2 separate regions of the Homo sapiens genome follow, and region 1 is linked to region 2. Evidence: chromatin loops called from intact Hi-C (ENCODE). Cell type or tissue: endothelial cell of umbilical vein. All regions are shown on one strand. Links, peaks and the distances in the headings refer to the core of each region. The heading gives the core; the rest is flanking DNA. Region 1 overlaps SCAP (SREBF chaperone). Region 2 overlaps PTPN23 (protein tyrosine phosphatase non-receptor type 23).

Region 1 (11,700 bases), core at 1,748-9,747, 49 kb before region 2:
ATAAAATGAAAAAAAAAAATGAACAGAGCTTCAGGGACCCATGGGACAATAACAGAAAGTTTATCTTTTATGTTTTTGAAGTCTCAAAAAGAGAGGAGAAAGAGTGGTGCAGAAAAAAATTTGAAGAAATTATGGAAAGGAATAAATATGTTTCTGTTCACAGATAACATGATAAGTCTACGTAGAAATTTCCAAAGAATCCACACACACACACACATGCAGAAAGACTCTGGCACTAATAAGTGATTTCAGGACAGTTGCAGGATAAAAGATTAACATAAAAAAATCAATGTACTAGCAATGAACATGTGAAAATCAAAATTGAAAACATAGTTGCTAAAAAGTGAAATGGTAGGTATAAATCTAACAAAACATGTACAGTCATGTATGCTGAAAACTATACAATGCTGATGAAAGAAATCAAAGATCTAAGTAGATGGAAAAATATACCATGTTCATGGATTGGAAGACTCAACATGCCAGTTCTTTGCAAATTTGATAAACAGGTTTAATGCAGTTTCTATCAAAATTCTATCAAGTTTTTTTTTTTTTTTTTTTTTTTTTTTTTTTGAGACGGAGTCTCCCTCTTGCCCAGGCTGGAGTGCAGTGGCACTATCTCAGCTTACTGCAACCTCTGCCTCCTGGGTTCAAGCGATTCTCCTGCCTCAGCCTCCAGAATAGCTGGGATTACAGGCACACGCCACCATGCCCGGCTATTTTGTATTTTTCATAGAGACGGGGTTTCACTGTGTTGGCCAGGCTGGTCTTGAACTCCTGACCTCAGGAGATCTGCCTGCCCTGGCCTCCCAAAGTGCTGGGATTACAGGCATGAACCACCACACCTGGCCTTTTTTTCTTTTTTCTTTTCTTTTCTTTTTTTTTTTGAGTCAGAGTCTCGCTGTATTGCCCAGGCTGGAGTGCAATGGCACAGTCTTTGGCTCACTGTGGCCTCCGCCTCCCGGGTTTAAGCAATTCTCCTGTCTCCGCCTCCCAAGTAGCTGGTATTACAGGCACTCGCCACCACACCCAGCCAATTTTGGTATTTTTAGTAGAGAAGAGGTTTCACCATATTGGCTAGGCTGGTCTTGAACTTCTGACCTTGTAATCCGCCCACCTTTGCCTCACCAAGTTCTAGGATTACAGGCGTGAGCCACCGCGCCTGGCCTTTTTCTCCTTTTTTGAGACGGAGTCACAGTCTGTCACCTAGGCTGGAGTGCAGTGGCGTGATCTTGGCTTGCTCAACCTCTGCTTTCTGGGTTCAGGTGATTCTCAGCGTACCAAGTAGCTGGGATTACAAGTGTGTGCCACCACACCCAGCTAATTTTTTCTGTTTTTAGTAGAGAAGGGGCTTCACTGTGTTAGCCAGGTCTCACACTCCTGGCCTCAAGCGATCCGCCCACCTCGGTCTCCCAAAGTGCTGGGACTATAGGCGTGAGCCACTGTGCCTGGTCCAGACAACTGCTTTTTGACAAAGATGCCAAGCAATTCAATGGAGGAAGGATAGTCTTTTCACCAAATGGTGCTGGAACAATTGGCTATCTTTAGACCAAAGGGGAAAAAAAGGAATTTATATCTCACACCTTATCTAAAAATTAACTCAAATGGATCACAGATTTTTATTTTTATTTTTTGACACAGTCTCGCTCTGTTGCCCAGGCTAGAGTGCAATGGTGTGGTCATAGCTCATTGCAGCCTCAAACTCTTTGGCTCAAGTGATCCTCCCACTTCAGCCTCCCAAGTAGCTAGGACTACAGGCATGTGCCACCCTGCCCTGCTAATTGTTAATGTTTTTTTTTTTGTAAAGACACGGTCTCACAGTGTCCAGGCTGGTCTCAAACTCCTGGTTTCAAGTGATTTCCCACCTCAGCCTCCCAAAGTGTTGGGATTACAGGCATGAGTCACTGCACCCAGCTGGATTACAGACTTAAACAAATGTGAAACTACAAATTTTTAGGAGAAGACATTGGGGAAAATTACCTTATGACCAAGCAATTCCACTCCTAAGAATGAATATACTCAAAAGAAAACAAAAAGAAAAAAAATACAAAAACCCCAACTGAAGAACAACAACAACAAAAAAAGTAAACATAAGAATTGAGGGGGGCCAGGCACGGTGGCTCACGCCTGTAATCCCAGCCCTTTGGGAGGCGAAGGAGGGCAGATCATGAGGTCAGTAGTTCAAGACAAGCCTGGCCAACATAGTGAAACTTCGTCTCTACTAAAAATAAAAAATTAGCCGGGTGTGGTGGTGAGTGCCTGTAGTCCCAGCTACTTGGTAGGCTGAGGCAGGAGAATCACTTGAACCCAGGAGGTGGAGGTTGCAGTAAGCTGAGACTGTGCCACTGCACTCCAGCCTGGGCGACAGAGCGAGACTCCATCTCAAAAAAAAAAAAAAAGGTTGGCCAGGTGCAGTGGCCATGCCTGTAATCTCAGCACTTTGGGAGGCTGAGGCGGTCAGATCACGAGGTCAAGAGATTGAGACCATCCTGGCCAAGATGGTGAAACCCCATCTCTTCTAAGAATGCAAAAATTAGCTGGGCGTGGTGGCGCGCATCTGTAATTCCAGCTACTCAGGAGGCTGAGACAGGTTAATTGCTTGAACCCAGGAGGTGGAGGTTGCAGTGAGCTGAGATCGCACCACCGCACTCCAGCCTGGTGACAGAGCAAGACTCTGTCTCAAAAAAAAAAAAAAAAAAAATTGAGACAGGGTGTGGTGGCTCACACCTGTAATCCCAGCACTTTGGGAGGCCAGGCTGGCAAATCATCTAAGGTCAGGAGTTCTAGACCAGTCTGGCCAACATGGTGAAACCCCATCTCTACTAAAAATACAAAAATTAGCCAAGTGTGGTGGTGTGCACCTGTGCTCCCAGCTACAAGGGAGGCTGAGGCACGAATTGTTTGAACCACCGGAAGGCGGAGTTTACAGTGAGCTGAGATCGCGCTGCTGCACTCCAGCCTGGGCGACAAAGCAAGATTCCGTTTCAAAAAAAAAAGTTGGAGTTCGAGACCAAGTAAACAAGAATAATGTGGCCTGGCGTGGTGGCTCATGCCTGTAATCCCAGCACTTTGGGAGGCCGAGGCGGTGGATCACCTGGTTAGGAGTTCGAGAGCAGCCTGGCCAACATGATGAAATCCCATTTCTACTAAAAATACGAAAAAATAGCTGGGCGTAGTGGCGGGCACTTGTAATCCCAGCTACTCAGGAAGCTGAGGCAAGAGAATCGCTTGAATCTGGGAGGCAGAGGTTGCATTGAGTGGAGATTGTGCCACAGCACTCCAGCCTGGGCAACAAGAGCAAAACTTTATCTCAAAAAAAAAAAAAAAAAAAAGAATTGAAAACAGGTATTCAAACAAATACAGGAATGTTAGAATGTTCATCACAGCACTATTCACAATAGGCAAAACATAGAAACTGCCCAAATGTTTATCAACTGATGAATGGACAAACAAAATGTGGCATACCCATTTGATGAAATATTCAGCCATAAAAAGTAATGAAGTGGCTGGGCTCGGTGCCTCATGCCTGTAATCCCAGCACTTTGGGAGGCTGAGGCTGGCGGATCACTTGAGGTCAGGAGTTTGAGACCAGCCTGGCCAACATGGTGAAACTTGGTCTCTATCAAAAATACAAAAATTAGCCAGGTGTGGTGGCGGGCACCTGTAATCCCAGCTACTTGGGAGGCTGAGTCAGGAGAATAGCTTAAACCCAGGAGACAGAGATTTCATTGAGCCAAGATTGTGCCACTGCACTCCAGCCTGGGCAACCCCATCTCAAAAAAAAAAAAGTAATGAAGTACTGGCCGGGTGTGGTGGTTCGTGCCTGTAATCCCAGCACTTTGAGAGGCTGAGGCAGCTGGATCATTTGAGCCCAGGAGTTTGAGACCAGCCTGGAAAACATAATGAGAACCTGTCTCTACAAAAAAATACAAAAATTAGCAGGGCATGGTGGTGCACACCTGTAATCCCAGCTACTTGGAAAACTAGGTGGGAGAATCACTTGAACCTGGGAGGCAGAGGTTGCAGTGAGCCAAGAGAGTGCCCACTGCACTCCAGCCTGGTCGATAGAGTGAGATTCTATGTCAAAAAAAATAAAGGGTTCCTGGATTGGAAACTTGCATGTGCGCTTAACGCTTCTGCTTTCGGAAAGGTAGAACGAGCAATAGGCATTCCTTTTGGCTTTTGAGTTGGCTGTGGTGTGACTCCTTTTGCTTCTTGTTTCTGATCTTGACACTTATGAGGAGTCATCTTTGAGTCTGGGTTTTCATCAGTGAGTACAGTCAAGCCAAGAAATGTGTCTGGGCAGGTTCCCTCTAGCACAGACCGAAGAAAACAGCAACATGGAACAAGAGAAGTAGGTTTAAACTTGGATTCCATCAGAGGGCTCAGTAGGGAAGATAATTCTAGATCCCTGGGCCTCCTAGAGTTTTCTATTCTGATTTTATTGGTTTAATGTTATTTGTTTGAAAGCACCAGAAATTAACTTTGGCCAACATAAGCAAAAAGATAATTTATTAGAAGGGTATAGAATAGCTTACAAAACGGAAAAAAAAGTTGATGAGCCAGTCCTCAGAAAGGATGGGAGCCAGAACAGCCTGGGGATCTTGGGAGCAGGAACCTCTGTGGGATGAATAAACATCATGAATATCCAAGTTCCTGTTTGTTTGTGTTTAGAAGTCAAAGTCCAGGGAGAGAGGCCCAATTTGTGTAGCTTGGGTCGGCACGGGGCACCTTGACTCATAGTTAATCCAGGTTAAATCCTGTGGAGCGAGGTGGTTCCCCTGAGCCATACCAGGCTGCTGTTAACTTATGGAAGGGGACGGGTACTGGGCAGGCAGGAACAGGAGCTGCTCTCTGCCTTTGCACTCCCAGGAACAACTATAGGACCAAGAGCAGAGAGTTCTACCAGAGTGAATTTTGCTTGGTGACCATTATGTCAGAGACCTAAGCTTTTTAGCGTTTTTATGTTGAGGGCTGACCTCGCTAGACCTTCTTCACGAGTGAATCACTATTTGTACAACAGTGTGTTTTGAGGAGGCCATCCCTATGTAAAGGGTTTCTCTGTATCCCTATGTAAAGGACTTTTCTCAGTGGGATTTGTGCATAGAGGAGGGGGGGGAAGAATGCCTGTTTGACAGAGAGCAGCTGAAGGTGACGTCTGTTACACAGGCATGGTTTCGTGTGCCACACATGAGAAAAATGCCCTTTGGGGAGTGGCCTTTTAGCATTGCCTAATATAGGAGGGAGGGAGTTGGGCGGGGAGGGAGAGAGAGAGAGAGAGAGAGAGAGAGAGAGAGAGTGTGTGTGTGTGTGTGTGTGTGTGTGTGTGTGTGTGTGTGTGTATTTTGGGATTGAGGTCACTAGACCTTGCATATAGGCATTCTGAAACCATTCCCCAGCCACATAACTATCGCCTCCCTCCAGCAGCCCTAGTGTGCAGAGCCAAGTACTCTTTGTTAACTGGCTTTTCTCCCTTCTTACCAGGTACCTGCACATGTTGTTCTTTGTCAGTGCTGTCAAGTGTGTGCCAGGGTGATCCATGGTCACTTTCCGGGATGGCAGCAAGGTGACTTCGGCTGAGGATGACCCTGACTGAAAGGCTGCGTGAGAAGATATCTCGGGCCTTCTACAACCATGGGCTCCTCTGTGCATCCTATCCCATCCCCATCATCCTCTTCACAGGGTTCTGCATCTTAGCCTGCTGGTATGTTTTTGGGTTGCCTTGGATATGGTGGGCCAGTGTCTTAGGACAGTAGGTTTTCTAACCCTAACCACTATGGAGCCCTTGGCCTCTGTATGCTTTTTACACAATGGGAGCTTGGGCTCCTTATAACTGTGAGTGGAGAACTCTAGTCCTGGCCTGGTTAGCTAATATAATAAAATAGTCCTGGCTGGCCCTGACCTACTGATTCACCAGATTTATTCATATCACTGGTACTCTATCTCAAAATAATGTTTAGATACTTCTAAGACACTGAAATAATTGAAAGATATGATACTTCAGTTTTCTTTCTCAATAGTAGTGGTTTCGTTTTAGTACCTGGTTAAGTGCAAGAGCCTTTTTTGTGTGTTGCGAGGCAAAGTCCATTAGAACAGTATCTTGGACAACCTGTGGCAGGCTAACCTCAGAGACTTGCTTCTTTGCTCTCTAGTCATTTTCTTGTGTTCACATGGAGCTTGCTTCAGACTTCTTGTTGATTCTTGTGGCCAGCTGCACTTGCCAAGGACAGTTGTGAGAGCTGTAGCTGCCCTTGTTCCTGTCTGTCTTTCTCAAGGCCTCATAGAAGCCTGAAGGCTATGGCTGACAATGACGTCGTAAAGGAGGAGTTTGATATGAGATGACATCTGATGACCCTTTTAACTCTAAAATGCTGACAGCTGTGAAAAGAGCCCATCTTATTCTTTTCTCTGGAAAGAATTCTGTTCTTCAGATTCATTGTCTAAAACATTTATAGATGTTTTCAGTGCTATGCTGAAGGGAGGATGAGAAGTCAGGAGGGAACTCCCTGTTCAGTTCAGTTGCTAATGATCTCAAGCTCTTCCCTGATTATCAGTAAGAAAGATGAACTTTGGCCAGGTGCAGTGCTCATACCTGTAATTCCAACACTGGGAGGCTGAGGTGAGAGAATCACTTGAGGCCAGGAGTTCAGGATCAGCCTGGGCAACATAGCAAGACCAAAAAAAAAAAAAAAAAAAAAAAAGAAAGATGAACATCACTGAGAGTTTCTTGCTGGGTGCTGTGTTGATGCTTCAGGTATAACATTAGGAAGTGGTCCAGTTATGTTTCCATTTAACAAAGAGGGGTAGGGACTTAGAGATTTGTCTGGTCCACATAACTAATAATTAGGGAAACTGGGGTTCAAATTCAAATCCAAGCCATAGGGACTCTGGTGCCCGCCTGCACCTGTGTTACTGTCACCTGGTTTCACTCTGGCTCAGTATGTTTGTATTGGTGTTTAAACTGCTAAATTGTGTTGTACAAGATAAAATACTTATAGCTGTGTCCCATAAGTGATGAATTTGGAGTGCTCTAAGAACTCAGCTCTTGGGTTTTTTTTTCCTTTAAGTTAATTGACCTTTCTTTTTTCTTCTTTAAAATAAGTTTTTTGAGACATGGTCTCACTCTGTCAGCCAGGCTGGAATGTAGTGGCACAATCACAGCTCACCTCAGCCTCAACCTCCTAGGCTCAAGCGACCCTCCCATCTCAGCCTCCTAAGAAGCCACAACCACAGGTGTGCGCCACCACACTTGGCTGTTTTTCGTCTTTTGTAGAGATGGGGTCTCATTATGTTGCCCTCCTTTGGTTTTACTCTCTGATGGTACTATGGTTTCCTCTTTTGTAGTCACCCTGTTTTTCTTTTAAGAGGAAAGACCTGGCCGGGCGTGGTGGCTCACGGCTGTAATCCCAGCACTTTGGGAGGCCGAGGCGGGCAGATCACGAGGTCAGGCGATCGAGACCATCCTGGCCAACATGGTGAAACCTCGTCTCTACTAAAAATGCAAAAATTAGCTAGGTGTGGTGGCCTGCACCTGTAGTCCCCGCCACTCGGGAGGCTGAGGCAGGAGAATCACTTGAACCCGGGAGACGGAGATTGCAGTGAGCTGAGATCGCGCCACTGCACTCTAGCCTGGCGAAAGAGTGAGACTCCATCTCAAAAAAAAAAAAGAGGAGGAAAGACCCTTCTGTATTATCCCATTCTTTTTTTTCTTCCTTGAGACAGGGTCTCGCTTCCGTTGCTCAGGCTGGAGTGCAGTGGTGCAATCACTGCTAATTGCAGTCTCGACTTCATGGGCTCAAGTGATTCTCCTACCTCAGCCCTCTGAGTAGTTGGGACTATAGGCGTGCACCACTAATTTTTTGTATTTTTAGTAGAGCTGGGGTTTCGCCATGTTGCCCAGGCTGGTCTCAAACTCCTGAGCTCGTGATCCCCTCGCCTTGGCTTCCCAAAGTGTCGGGATTACAGGTGTGAGCCACCAAACCTGGCCTTGTACTGTCACATTCTTAGTGCTGTGTACTTATTTTCCCAAATGAGTATCTTTGTCATGTGATCTTAAAGTTTTTTTTTTAATTTTGTTTTTTTCTTAAAACCTGATTGACTTGAGAAAATTTTTCCAAGGCTGGGTGAAGTCTCTCAGCCTCCAAAGACTAATAAAAGGTTGTATAAGAGAATCCATAGATTCTGGGACTTGGCCAGAAAACCAGAGATCATGGACCCAGGGACACAAGCCTCACCATTGTCTTCAACCCACTGAAGCTTTTCTGTCCAGAGCAGCAGAGCAGTGCCCCCTTCTTCCAGAGCCTGGGATTGCCTGCAGAAAATAAAGTATGGATATAGACTGCTTCTAGTAGTTTTGCTAGACATTCAGTTTCCATTTAATTGCTTACCTTTTATTGTTCCTGGGATGAAAGACTTGTACAGCCAAACCCAAAGGACTGCTGCACTTAATTTCCCTATTCAGATCTAACAGCCACCTGAGCTGCAGAAATACTTTTTGCACACCACTGGCTCACCACCACTGGGTCACCCCAGGGAAAGTACAGAGCAGTACTGGGGGGATGGTGATCAATGACAGCTTGGGAATGTGCCTGTCTCCATCAGGCAGAAGAATCCAGGGAGTGAGAGAGGGCATCTGTATATGCATCAGGCTCACCCCAAACAGCACTGAGGATGTGTGACTTTCTTCTCTGAGCTGCTGTTGAGGCTGCAGGTTTCAGTGACTGAGAGCCAAGGACACTACTTCAAATGAACCCAGTGCTGAGCCTTGCAGGTGAGCTAGAGTTAGCTGTTCTTCCTGCCTGGCCCCTGGGTGCAGTGACTGTTCTTTCCTCTGGGAAAATCTGATGAAATGTGTAGCAAATAGGCATTATGGCAAGAGGTGTCTGTTTATAACTCTTGGAGGTTAGACCACTGGGCCCAGGATATGTCCCAGCAGCAGCCCAGCAAGACAGAGGGTACTGTTAATCTGAACCTGCCCTGGTAAGCAGTGGGTGCGCCATGGGATAAAAAGAGCACCCAGATGCCATGTTAGTTGGACTGCCCTATGTGCAGGTCAGAGAGTGATGTGAATCATTGAGACATTTGATTCAACAAGCTGCTGCTCATGGTGAGAGGTGGATTTTAATTTGGAGAGGAAATTGGAATCACATTGTGTTGTTTTTGATTTTGAGACGGGGTCTCACTCTGTCGCCCAGGCTGGAGTGCAATGGCACAATCATGGCTTACTGCAACCTCTGCCTCCCAGGTTCAAGTGATTCTCTTGCCTCAGCCTCCCGAGTAGCTGGGATTACAGGTGTGAGCCACCACGTCCGGCTATTTTTTGTATTTTTAGTAGAGACGGGGTTTCACCATGTTGGCCAGACTGGTGTCAAACTCCTGACCTCAAGTAACCTGCCCACTTCAGCCTCCCAAAGTCCTGGGATTATAGGCATAAGCCACCTTGCTCAGCCTAGTCATGCATTTTTGACTTAGGATATTTTCAATTTACGACAGCGTTATCAGGACATAACCCCATCGTAAGTCAAGATGTATCTGTACATATCAAGTGCTTAGAATAGTGCCTGGCACATATTAAATATCATGTATGAGTTTTTCATTGTTATTATTCACTGTCTTCCTAGTCTTCTACCTTCACAGCCAGAAAGCACAAGCAGAATCCAAAAACATGTATAGTCTAAACATAGAACAAAAACTGACTATACTCTGTGATTACTATGCAAACGCTGTAGCCACAGCCTAAAATTTTTTTTTTTTTTTTGAGACAGGGTCTCCCTCTGTTGCCCAGGCTAGAGTGCACTGGCATGGCATGATCTTGGCTCACTGCAACCTCCACCTCCCGGGTTCAAGCGATTCTCCTGCCTCAGCTGCCCGAGTAGCTAGGATTACAGGCGTGTGCCACCGCGTCCGGCCAATTTTTGTTTTTTTAGTAAAGACGGGGTTTCACCATGTTGGCCAGGCTGGTCTTGAACTCCTGACCTCACGTGACCCACCCACCTCGGCCTCCCAAAGTGCTGGGATTACAGGCGTGAGCCACCGTGCCCAGCCTAAATTAACTTTTTTTTAAGTGAAAGCAAGTTTATTAGAAAAGTAAAGGAATAAAGAATGGCTGCTCCATAGGCAGAGCAGCCCTAAATGAATTCTGATCACTTGTAGTCGTTTCTCTCTTCCTACTTAGAGCATCTTGGAGGCAGACCGTAGTATTATCTTTTGTATTCTCAGTTCCCAGCATATAATACATACTTAATAAATGGTTTTTGAGTGTAGGTAAAGATGGAAAAGCCAGAGAAAAGTAAAAATTGATTTTTGTGAAGGTAAGGAGATTGTGTAATTGTTTTCTGTAATTAACATAATAAATGTATTTAAAATATTCAAAACATGGTATTGTCAAAAGACTTGAAGAGGCGTTTCACAAAAGTTGCTATATCCAAGTGGCCAGTAGTAAGTAAATGAAATAATTTTTTTAATTGTTTCTTATCAGGAAAATGTACATTAAAACCATGCTGAGATACCACTGTCTCTTCCTCTAAATGGTTAACATTAATTGGACTGACAGTATCAAGAGGTGACAAGGATTTGGAGAAACTGGAACTCCTATTACACTGGTGATAGTGGGAACATAAATTTGTACAACCGCTATGGAAAACTGTTTGGTATCATCTACTAAGCTCAATGTGCATATAACTCCATACCCAGCCATTTCATCCTAGGAATATACCCGACAGAAATAAGTGCTTATGAGGCCACCAAAAACCAATAAAGGATAATAGTTTTATTCTTTTTTTTTCTTTTTTTTAATTAAAAACAATTATCCAGCCCAAAATGTTTTGTTTTTTTGAGACGGGGGTCTCACTCTGTCACCTAGGCTGGAATGCAGTGGCATGATCATGGCTTATTGCAGCCTCAGCCTCCCGGCTCAAGCGATCCTCCCACTTAAGCCTCCCGAGCTGGGACTACAGGTGTGCACCAGCATGCCTGGCTAACTTTTGTATTTTTTTTTTTTTAGGGATGGCGTTTCACCATGTTGCCCAGGCTGGTCTCAAACTCCTGGGCTCAAGAAATCCTTCTGCCTTGGCCTCCCAAAGTGCTGGGATTACAGGCATGAGCCACCTCACCTGGCCAACTTTATTCTCCTTTTTTTTTTTTTTTTTTTTTTTGAGATTGAGTTTCACTCTTGTTGCCCAGGCTAGAGTGCAGTGGCGCCATCTCAGCTCACCGGTTCAAGTGATTTTCCTGCCTCAGCCTTCTGAGTAGCTGGGATTACAGGCATACGCCACCACGCCCGGCTAATTTTGAATTTTTAGTAGAGACAGGGTTTCTCCCTGTTGGTCAGGCTGGTCTCGATCTCCCGATCTCAGGTGATCCACCTGCCTCAGCCTCCCAAAGTGCTGGGATTACAGGCGTGAGCCACTGTGCCTGGCCCAACTTTATTCTTAATAGCTCAAACCAGAAACAGCCAAATGTTCCTCAACCAGTGGAATACACAAATGCACTATACTTTATTCATTAGTGGACTAGTATGTATCCAAAAAGCAATGATCTGCTATGTGCGCCAGTGTGGAGAATCTAGCAGATAGAATTTGAGTGAAAGCAGCCAGTCACAAAAGAGTATATAAGTAGAATGAATGGTTTCATTTATATGACATTCAAAAATAGGTAAAACTAATTTATGGTGATAGAGATTCTAACAGTTACCTTTGGTGGTGG
Region 2 (11,700 bases), core at 1,558-9,557:
ACAGCTCTCTCAGGGGCTGCTCTACCCAGCCCATTGCTCTGTGCAGGTTGCCTGCCTTATGCTTTGGAGGATATGTCTCAGAGGATGCTTTGGAGATTGGTGGTAATGCTCCTTCTAGGGTGTGTTGCGTCCTTGTGTGTAGTGTGTGCCTGTGTGTGCAAAATGACGGTTGCCCCAGGGGCTAAGATTATCTCACTAGTTTTCAAACTTTGTTCAAATAAACCCTTTTTAAAGATTCAACTTATGAGGAGGGTTCTGAGAAGACAGCATAAGAAGAAGCTTGGTCTCCCCACCAAGACAAGCTGCACTGGCAGAATCTGACTTAACTCTGGAGTCTATTAAAGGCTTGCAACTTCTAGGCAAAGGCTTTGACAGTACAGCTCACTGCCATTAATTTTGGTCAATTTCAGCCCCTACCATAGTAGCAGCCACCCATCCCCCACCCCCAGCACCAGTTCCAGGAGCAGCTTGTGGGAGCCAGCATGGACAAAAAGGACTCTGTCCTCCAAATACAGGAGATCTTGCTGATTGCTGCTTCTGATCACAGAGGTACAGAGAAAGAGGCAGCTCCTCCACTATTGCACCTCCCTCCACGGCTGTAAGCTTCTTCACCTCTAGCTGAAGGAACTTCCAAGGGATCTAAAGGCCTGGCATCTTTTCCCTTCTTCATTTTTCTCTTTTTCCTCCTTTGGGAGGCAGACACTAAAGAGTAAGATGTTCAAAAGCAACCACATATATAGGGCAAATGAGAAAGTCTGCACATGTGCAGGGAATGGTACAGGCTCAGAAAAGACCTGTGAAGACCTTAAGTTTACAAGGCCGGGTGCTGCGGCTCATGCCTTTAATCCCAACACTTTGGGAGGCTGGGGCCAGAAGATCACTTGAGCCCAGGAGTTTGAGACCAGCCTGGGCAACACAGGGGAACCCCATCTCTACAAAAAATTTAAAAATTGGCTGGATGCGGTGGTGTGCACTTGTAGTCCCAGCTACTTGGGGGCTGCAGTGGGAGGATGGTTTGAACTGGGGAGATGGAGGCTGCAGTGAGCCGTGATTGTGCCACTGCACTCCTGCCTGGACGACAGAGCGAAACCCTGTCTCGGGAAAAAAAAAAAAAAAACTTTAAGTTTACATTTCAGGCTGATTCTTGGCACAGGGGTAGCCTACAACAATCAAAAACACACAAAAAAACCCAGCAAATCCCGGGGAAGGGGGAGAATCTGATATCCAGAGATATGACATCATTCGATTCTTTTTTAATTTCCTTCAAGAATTTTTTCTTTGCATTCCTAACTTGGTGATCTGGTGCAAGAGGCCTAGCTTTTGGCCTATCTCAGTTTTTCACGTGCCTTCCTTACTAAGTGTAATAATTTCTAGCTTTTCTTTTTTGAGACAGTCTCACTCTGTTGCCCAGGCTGGATGCAGGGGTGCGATCTTGGCTCACTGCAACCTCCACCTCCTGGGTTCAAGTAATTTTCCTGCCTTAGCCTCCCTAGTAGCTGGGATTACAGGCATGCGCTGCTACCATGCCCGACTAATTTTTGTATTTTTCGTAGAGAGGGGGTTTCGCCATGTTGGCCAGGCTGGTCTCGAACTCCTGATTTCAAGTGATCCACCTGCCTCAGCCTCCCAAAGTGATAGCATTACAGGCGTGAGCCACTGCACCTGGCCTTGTACTAATTTTGAATAACTGACATAGAAAATATCTTCACCAGGCGGGGCGCGGTGGCTCACACCTGTAATCCCAGCAATTTGGGAAGCCGAGACAGGTGGATTACCTGAGGTCAGGAGGTCGAGACCAGCCTGGCCAACATGTTGAAATCCTGTCTCTACTAAAAATACAAAAAATTAGCCGGGCGTGGTGGTGGGCGCCTGTAGTCCCAGCTACTTAGGAGGCTGAGACAGGAGAATCACTTGAACCTGGGAGGTAGAGGTTGCAGTGAGCTGAGATCGCGCCATTGCACTCCAGCCTGGGTGACAGAGTAAGACTAGGTCTCAGAAAAAGAAAAAAGAAAATATCTTCACTCAGTAGACTAAATGAAAATGTATCCAAAAATTTACTGATGGGTAGTATACTGGCAATAGTTGCTAGTACTGCTGGGTTATTGCAAGGATTGGTATGTGGTCCATGATAGACAAGAAAACACTAACAGCTACTGATTTCTATGGCATGTATCTACATTACTGGTACTCAAGTTCAGCCATGCCAGTGCAGACTCTTACCCTTCTAACAAAAACATAAGGGAAAACATGTTGTTATCCAATAGTACATACAATAATCAGGAAAAAAATACAGCATACCTCATTTTATTGCACTTCACAGGTGCTGTGTTTTTTACAGACTGAAGGTTTGTGACAATTCTGCATCACACAGGCCTGTCGGCACCATTTTTCCAGCAGCATGTGCTCATTTCATGACTCTGTGTCACATTTTAGTAATTCTCACAATATTTCAAACTTTTTTATTATATATCTGTTATGGTGATCAGTGATCAGTGATCTTTGATGTTACTATTATAATTGTTTTTGGTGCCATGAATTGCACCCATAGAAGACGGCAGACTTATAAATGTTCCGTGTGTTCTCACTGCTTCACTGGCTGGCCTTTTCCTGCCTCTCTCCCTCTCCTCAGGCTCCCTATTCCCTGAGACACAATAATATTGAAATTAGGCCAATTAATAACCTACAATGGCCTCTTAAGTGTTTAAGTGAAAGGAAGAGTCACACATCTTTCACTTTTGTTTTGTTTTCTAAACAGTCAGGGTCTCACTTTGTCACTCAGGCTGGAGTACAGTGGTATGAACATGGTTGGCTCACTGCAGTCCCAACCTCCTGGGCTCAAGTGATCTTCCCTCCTCAGACTCCTGCGTAGCTGGGGACATAGCTGTGCACCATCATGCCTGGCTAATTTTTTTTGTTTTCTATAGAGACAGGGCCTCACTATGTTGAGGCTGGTCTCAAACTCCTGGGCCTGAACTCCAGGAGGAACCAATCCTCCTGCCTTGGCCTCCCAAAGTGCTGGGATCATAGGCATGAGTCACACATCCAGCTGTCTTTCACTTTACATCAAAAGCTAGAAAGGGCCAGGTGGTTTCTTTTTTGTTGTTTTTGAGATGGAGTCTCGCTCTATCACCCAGGCTGGAGTGCAGTGGCATGATCTCAGCTCACTGCAACCTCCACCTCCTGGGTTGAAGCAATTATCCTGCTTCAGACTCCTGAGTAGCCGGAACTACAGGCACATGACACCACACCTGCCTAATTTTTGTATTTTTAGTAGAGATGGGGTTTCACCATGTTGGCCAGGCTGGTCTCAAACTCCTGACCTCAAATGATCTGCCCACCTCGGCCTCCCAAAGTGGTGGGATTATAGGCGTTGAGCCACCATGCCCAGCCTAGGCAGTTTCTTTATCTCCCTATCAAACCAATCCTGTCTACCCATGCATAAAAAGATAATACTATCCTCCTACCTGTCTGAGCAACTCCAGCTTCTTCAGTTCTTCATTGTAGGCTTCTGGGTTCTCTCCATAATTCTTCAGGACAAACTACAGAGAGAGAAGAACATAAGCCAGTGGCAGAGAAGACCCCCGCCTTGCCCTCTGAGTCCTGGGCAAGCACCAACCAGGACTCAGGATTAAGTGCAGACCTACAACCATAAGCGTGTCTCCTGGACCACCAGGAACTTCGCCTCCTGAACAGGCAGCACCAAAATGCTGACCACGAGAGCCGTGACCCTGCACCAACACTCTGGCAGGTCCTCCTAACGCTGCAGTCTCTCTACAAAGTCCAGGAGTCTGCCAGCTCAGGAAGCCAAGGAACTCAGCGGACTGAAATGGGGTCCTAATAAGGATTCCAGAAAGGGTCACGAACTCAAGCCTCCCTAGAAGATTGGGCCCTGCTGCGTTGTGGGGTGACTACCATAACCCTAAGCTGATAGCAACTGCAGGCAAGAGGCACCAAACAAGAGTGGGAACAGAAAGCCTCTCTCACCAACCCATTCTCCTGGCCTGGGAAAGGACAGCATAGAAACATGTGATCTGCAGTGTCCTCATCTGTGAGGAAAGACTTGCAGCTGTGTGAGGAGAATGGCCCAGGTGGGAGAAGGTGAGAAGGGGAGGTCACTACCCACATCAGAGAGAGCACTGGAGTGCCTGTCCACAGTGGCACTCACCACCTCCAGAGCAGACTGTCTTGGACAGTGAGCATACACACCCACCTGGAGGCACAGGCTTAGCCCAAAGGGCCCCCTGTTCAACTCAGATCACCAGACTAAGGCAACTGCAACTGTCCCTGTTGCAGTACTTGCTGCTGGTGTCTTGGCTAGCAATCTGGGAGGCCAGATCCACTCACGCCACAAACACTATGAGCACTGATACCCACCTCACAGGGCTCCTTAAGGCCATGACCAAGGTTTGCAAGGTAGAGAGAGGTGGCTGAGAAAGGCTGAGATGAGGCAGCCTGCTCTGTCTGGGAGCACACTCACTCACACCATGTGTGTGGCCCACCCATCTTTCCTGAGGTCCCTTCCCAGGACCCAGGATGCATAGCTAAGGAATCAGCCACATGGGAACCGGGAAGCCTGGGTGACAGCTTCTGTCTGCCTGGTGAGCAAAGGGAGAAGAGGAACAGATGGCAGGGAGGCGACAGCTGAGCTAATTACAGCATCAAGCAACCCTTTCCCAAACCTCTGAGTCTAACCCTGGTTCTTCTGTTGGTTTCAGCTCCTGAAAGTCCCTGTGTCCATAAGCTCTTTTCTCTCTCCCCATGCCACCTCTGTCCTGGACAACCCACCCCTTCAAATCCGTCCCTTACCAAGTGGCCAGAATTGTTATTTCTAGCACAACTCTGAGGTCACTTCCAGCTTTAAATCCTTCTGAAACACACACACACCCTTAGGGAGAAGATAGACCAAAACATGCTTATCTCAGGACAGTGAGATGATAGGAAATGATATATAATCTAAAAAGAATGTGTGCAGTAGCTTCCCAAAGCCTCTAGGACCAAATCTAATTTTGGCACAGAGTTTATGACCCTGCACAACCTGTTCCTGGCCGGGTGAGGTGGCTCAAGCGTGTAATCCCAACACTTTGGGTGGCCAAGGTGGGAGGATCACTTCAGGTCAGGAATTAGAGATCAGCCTGGGCAAAAGAGCAAGACCCGTCTCTACAAAAATAAACAACCTGCTCCCCACAACCTTCAAGGATTTTCCTCTGGCACCTCCCAGGGACAACCAGCCAATAGTACTTGGGAATTGCTGCTCTCAGGTATCAATGCCTATCTACATTGTCCCTACTTTCTCTACTAAGACTCAGCCGAAATGTCACTGCCTTGAACATTAGCTGCTCTTCCGCTCACATTCCAAACATGCCTCCAACATACTGTGTGCCGACGGCAGGGTCATGCCAGTGACCCCAGCCTCAAACAATAAGCATTAAGGAATGGTAGGGGCCTTATCAGATGTGTTGTATACTCAGCAAATGATTGCTTTTACAGGAAATGCAGAGGACAGATGAACACGAAAAGGAAACACTCAGAAAAATTCAGAAAATGGGGCAACAATGAACCCACTCTCTTCAAAAAATTAATGTCATGTAAAAGGAGGGGGTTGAGCAGTGGACTATTCTAGATTAAAAATGATTAAACAGGTTGGATATGGTGGCTCAAGTCTGTAATCCCAGCACTTTGGGTGGCTGAGGTCAGAGGACTGTTGAGCCCAGGAGTTCCAGAGCAGCCTGGGCAACATGAGACCCTATCTCTACAAATTAAAAAAAAAAAAAAAAATTAGCTGGGTATGGTAGCCCACGCCTGTAGTCCCAGCTACTCAAGAGGGAGAGGTGGGAGAATCAGCCTGGGAGGTTGAGGCTGTGGTGAGCTGTGTGCACACTCCAGTCTGTTTCCAAAAATAATAATAATAATAATAAATAAACAAATAAATAAGTGATTAAAGGGACAGAACACAACTAAATGCAATATGAGAACCCCAGCTGGATCTGAGTCTGCAAAAAAAAGGAAAAGTCATAAAAGATAGGGGAAAATTATTGTAGATTTTCTTAGGTATGATAATAACATTGTGATTGTGTAGAATGTCCTCACTCTTAGGAAACACATGCTGAGATGTGTCCGGGAAAAGTGATGTCCAAAACTTACTTTCAAAGGGCTTGTGGGATCTCTCTCTATCTATCTATCTATCTGGAGAGAAAACAAATAAGGTGAAATACATCCATCAAAACTAGGTAGCCGGGCACAGTGGCTTATGCCTGTAATCCCAACACTTTGGGAGGCCAAGGCAGGTGGATCACTTGAGGTCAGGAGTTCGAGACCAGCCTGACCAACATGGTGAAACCCCATCTCTACTAAAAACACAAAAATTAGCCAGGCATGGTGGTGGGCACCTGTAATCCCAACTTCTCAGGAGGCTGAGACAGGAGAATCGCTTGAACTCAGGAGGGGGAGGTTGCAGTGAGCTGAGATTACAACACTGCACTCCAGCCTTGGCCACACAGCAAGACTCCATCTTAAAAAAACAAAACAAACAAACAAAACTAGGTAACACACTGGGTGCAGTGGTTCACACCTGTACTTCCAGCACTTTGGGAGGCCGAGGCCAGAGGATCACTTGACCCCAAGAGTTCAAGGCCAGACTGGGCAACATAACAATAAATCCCATCTCTACAAAAATTTAAAAATGAATCAGCCAGGTGCAGCGCACATCTGTAGTCTCAGCTACTCCAGAGGCTGAGGCAGGAGGATCACTTGAGCCTAGCAGTTCAAGTCCAGCCTGGGCAACAAAGAGTAAATCCCATCTCTAAAAACAAAACAAAACAAAAATACTAGATAGTGAGAATTTGGGTGAGCACTGAATTATTCTTCCAATTTTTCTATATGTTTGAAATTTGGAAAACAAATGTCTTAAGAGTTGCTGAAGAGCTAAATGGTACCTGAATACCACTTTCCCCTATCAGTGGTTTTTATTTAGCCTTTTGTGGGTCCTTTGAGAATATGATAAAAGCCATGAATTAAATCCCCCTAGAAATTTTCAACTATGCACAAACATAAGGATTTACCAAGAACTTTAGGGAGCTGACAGGCATTTAACAATCTTCACTCTGATCTATCCAACTCCACCCCCTCTCCACTCCCTCCCTCAAAAATAATTATGACAACAACAACAACAAAAACACAACTACAAAAAGTGGCCTTGGGTTGGGCATGATGGCTCATGACTATAATCCCAGCACTTTGGTAGGCTGGGGTGAGAGGATCACTTGAGGCTAGGAGTTCCAGACCAGCCTGGGCAATATGGCGAGACCCCCATCTCTACGAAAAAAAATTTAAAAATTAGCCAGGAGTGGTGGTGCATGCCTGTGGTCTCAGCTAGTTGGGAGGCTGAGGCAGGACTGCTTAAGCTCAGGAGTTTGAAGCTGCAGTGAGCTATGATGGCACCACCTTACTTCAGCTGGGGTGTCAGAGTGAGACCCTGTCTGTATTAAAAAATAAAAATAGGCCAGGCACAGTGGCTCATGCCTGTAATCCCAGCAGTTTGGGAGGCCAAGGTGGGCCGATCGTTTGAGCCCAGGAGTTCAAGACAAGCCTGGGCAACATGGCAAAACCCCATTTCTACAAAAAGCACAAGAATTAGCCACGTGTGGTGGTGTGCGCCTATACTCTTGGCCAGTTGGGAGGTTGAGGTGAGAGGACTGCTTGACACCAGGAGTTCAAGGTTGCAGTGAACCATGATTGTGCCACTGCACTCCAGCCTGGGTGAGAGTGTGACACTATCTCAAAAATAATTAATTAACTAAAATATTTTTTAAAATGTGGCCTAAGCTATGAGGTAAAACTTGACTATATGAGAGAATGTTCTGTGGTTAACTCCCTTGCAGTAAGAGGTTTTGCCCACCCTTAGGTTAGAGAAAATGAGTAAAAGTGTAGCTCAGAGGTCTCGTGGGATAGAGGCCAAAGGAATCAGATGGACAGGAGACTCCTACATCCTAGAAACAAGGCTTCCCGTGATATCACTAGGAACATCTGACCCTGCTGTTCACACAATGGTGACAGAAAGATGCTGCTCCCACCCCTAGCAAATCATGCCTAGAGGTCACATTCTATCTGAATCTCATCTCCGTCCTCCTATAAGATCAGCAGCAGATGCTTAACTGAGAACCTACCACAGGTCAGGCACTGTGCTGAGTGCCTAGTAATCACTCCATCCTTAGAACAACCCTAAGAGGTAGACACTATTATCATCACCACTTTACAGATGAGGAAATGAGGAAACTGAGGCAAAGAGTTAGGGTATTCACCAAGGTCACGGTGCTAATAACTGATGGGGATATGACTGAAACCCAGGCATTTGGGCTCCAGAGCCCATGTTCTTTCCATATTAGACCATTCCATTTCTATTTAAATTGTTTTTAGTTTATTTTTTATTGTTTTATTTTATTTTCGAGACAAGGTCTTGTTCTGTTGCCCAGGCTGGAGTTACAGTGGTACTGCAACCATAGCTCACTGCAGTCTCAAACTCCTGGGTCCAAGTAATTCTCCTGCCTCAGCCTTCCAAGAAGCCGGAACTACAGGCACATACCACCATACTCAGCTAATTTTCTGTAGAGGTAGTGTCTTGCTATATTGCCCAGGCTGGTCTGGAACTTCTAGCCTCAAGCAATCCTTCTGCCTCAGACTCCCAAAGTGTTGGGATTACAGACATGAGCCATCACGCCCAAACTTTTTTTTATTTTATAGAGATGGGAGTCTCACTATGTTGCCCAGTCTGGTCTTAAACTCCTGGGCTCAAGCAGTTGACCCACATCAGCCTCCCAGAGCATTTCTATTTTTTAAAAATATGGTTCTTACAAACAACTCTGAAAAACAGGCACAGAAAATGAATCCCTGGCCACACAGTGAGTCAGTGGAGCAGCCAGGATATTTATGTTATTATTATTATTTGCAGCCTGTTAGAAGCAAAAGGATGTTTTTAAAACCCTAACAAAATCCTCTGTGACTGCTGATCACTCCTCCACTAAAAAAGAAGAAAGAGGCTGGGTGAAGTTCCTGGAGTAAGGGACAGAGACCTTGTCCCCATTTCGCTATGGTCTGGGACTCTGCAGAACTCGGAACAGTCTAGCGGGAAGTATGAAGCTCCAATGGAGGCTGAGAAGGCAGGCCCAGCAGCAGACGAGGAGAAAGAACCAGAGGCCCTGACAGGACCCCAGTACCTACACAACTAACAGGAAGAAGACCAGAGAACCTCCAAAAACAGCCAGGCTTTGAAGTAGCTGGGGATCCTTTTCTGAAGGAATAAAAGAAGACCCGTGGAGAGCTCTCAGTGAGGGCACGTCCAGGGATCACAGCCACCGAGGGGAAAAAGAAAAGAAAGGAGTTACCAGATTACAAGTGGGAAACAGTGCCCCTGAGTTGCTGTGAAATCTGGGCTTGGTTTTTGTTTTTTGTTTTTTTAAATTGTCTTGCTCTGTCAGGCAGGCTGGAGTGCAGTGGTACTATCATAGCTCAATGAAGCTTCAAACTCCAAGTGATCCTCCCACCTCAGCCTCTTGTGTGGCTAGGACTACAGCTGTGTGCCACCATGCCCAGCTATTTTTTTTTTTTTTTTTTTTTGAGACGGAGTCTCGCTCTGTTACCCAGGCTGGAGTGCAATGGCGCCATCTCGGCTTACTGCAACCTCCACCTCCTGGGTTCAAGCAATTCTCCTGCCTAAGCCTCCCAAGTAGCTGGGACTACAGGTGCATGCAGCCATACCCAGCTAATTTTTGTATTTTTAGTAGAGATGGGGTTTTGCCATGTTGGCTAGGCTGATCTCGAACTCCTTTTTTTTTTTTTTTTTTTTTTTGAGACGGAGTCTCGCTCTGTTACCCAGGCTGGAGTGCAGTGGTGCCATCTCAGCTCACTGCAAGCTCCACCCCCCCGGGTTCACGCCATTCTCCTGCCTCAGCCTCCTGAGCAGCTGGGACTACAGGCACCCGCCACCACGCCTGGCTAATTGTTTGTATTTTTAGTGGAGACGGGGATTCACCGTGTTAGCCAGGATGGTCTTGATCTCCTGATCTCGTGATCCACCCGCCTCGGCCTCCCAAAGTGCGGGGATTACAGGCGTGAGCCACTGCGCCAGGCCCTGGTCCCGAACCCTTGACTTCGTGATCCACCCGCCTTGGCCTCCCAAAGTGCTGGGATTACAGGCGTGAGCTACCATGCCTGGCCCCAGCTAATTTTTATTTTTATTTTGTAGAGACAGGGGTCTTGCTATGGTGCCCAGGCTGGTCTCGAACTCCTGGCCTCCAGCTATCCTCCCACCTCGGCATCCCAAAGCGCTGGGATTACAGGCATGAGTCACCATGCCCAGCCTAGGCTTGGCTTTTTTCATGTGTAAAATGGGGTTAATATCACTTGCTACGTCTAGCTCAGAGCTGTCATAAGGATTCGAGTTATTTCCCAAACAGGGAAGGAAGATGCTCAGGTGAAAATATTGTTTACAATAGGCCAAGACCTGTACTAAGAACTTAACAAGCATTAGAACGACAAACTCTGCATGTTCTCACTTTTTTGTGGGAGCTAAAAATTAAAACCACTGAATTCATGGAAACCGACAGTAGAATGATGAATACCAGAGGCTGGGAAGGGTAGTGGGAGTGGGGTGGGGGAGTGGAGTGGGAATGGTTAATGAGTACAAAAATATAGTTAGATAGAATGAATACAATCTAGTATTTGAGGCTGGGCGTGGTGGCTCACACCTGCAATCGCAGCACTTTGGGAGGCCAAGGCGGGTGGATCATCTGAGGTCAGGAGTTCGAGACCACCCTGTCCAACATGGCAAAACCCAGACTCTACTAAAAAGACAAAAATTAGCTGGACATGATGGCAGGTGCCTGTAATCCCAGCTACTCGGGAGGCTGAGGCAGTAGAAACGCTTGAACACGGGAGGCGGAGGTTGTGGTGAGCCGAGATTGTGCCACTGTACTCTAGCCTGCGTGACAAGGCGAAACTCTGTCTCAAAAAAAAAAAAAAAAAAGATCTAGTAGTGACAGCAAAACAGGGTAACTATAGTCAGCAATAATTTATTACATTTAAAAATAAAAGTATAATTGGATTGTCTGTAACACAAAGAAAGGATAAATGCTTGTGGTAATGGATACTCCATTTACCCTGATGTGATTACTATACCTGTTTGGCCATATCAAGTACCCCATTAATTTTTGTGGGTACATAGTAGGTGTATATACTTATATACCTACTTAAGCCCAGGTGTTTGAGACCAGCCTGCGCAACACAGTGAGACCTTATCTCTAAAAAAAAATAAGCAAAATTAGCAGAGTGGTGCGTGCCTGTGGTCCCAGCTATTCAGGAGGATGAGGTGGACGGACCACTTGAGACCTGGAGGCAGAGGCTGCAGTGTGCCAAGATCGTGCCTTTGCACTCCAGCCTGGGTGTTACAGCAAGACCCCATCTCTAAAAAAATAAAAATAAAAAAGAACTTAGAAGCATTAATTTTGATTCTCAGAAGCTTATGAGGTATATTATTAGTTCCATGTTTCAGGTAAGAAAAGTGAGGACTACATTAGTTATGTAATCTTTGTGACAGCTCAAGATCATTCAGCTATTAAAGGAATGAGAGGGGACCTAAACCAAGGTCTGATTCCAATAGCTATGCTATTTCCATGATGCTACTCTGCTATTTTACTGAGCACCAAACAG

Evidence for each region. A loop is a pair of places that touch in the nucleus more often than their neighbours do. Peaks named below come from ENCODE experiments on the same cell type or tissue, not always from the same donor. Only the 100,000 strongest peaks of a DNase experiment are listed, where the experiment ranks them.
Region 1: it touches region 2 in a loop (8-fold over the local background); 2 of 110 quality-filtered maps call a loop at or near these places.

What each region holds. Positions count from the first base shown.
Region 1 is chr3:47,436,873-47,448,572 of GRCh38, reverse strand. It overlaps SCAP (SREBF chaperone), which reads left to right. Exons shown (of 23, transcript NM_012235.4): 2 at 5,482-5,701. The coding sequence starts at 5,580. Among named protein-coding and RNA genes, the nearest start is that of SCAP, 33 kb to the left of the region's middle. In endothelial cell of umbilical vein, for the core only: no CTCF peak of the experiment used is centred there; no DNase peak of the experiment used is centred there.
Region 2 is chr3:47,387,982-47,399,681 of GRCh38, reverse strand. PTPN23 (protein tyrosine phosphatase non-receptor type 23) reads right to left here. Exons shown (of 25, transcript NM_015466.4): 2 at 3,465-3,539. Among named protein-coding and RNA genes, the nearest start is that of PTPN23-DT, 12 kb to the right of the region's middle. RefSeq lists a silencer at 969-1,150. In endothelial cell of umbilical vein, for the core only: no CTCF peak of the experiment used is centred there; a DNase peak (open chromatin) is centred at 5,381; H3K27ac peaks cover 1,378 bases.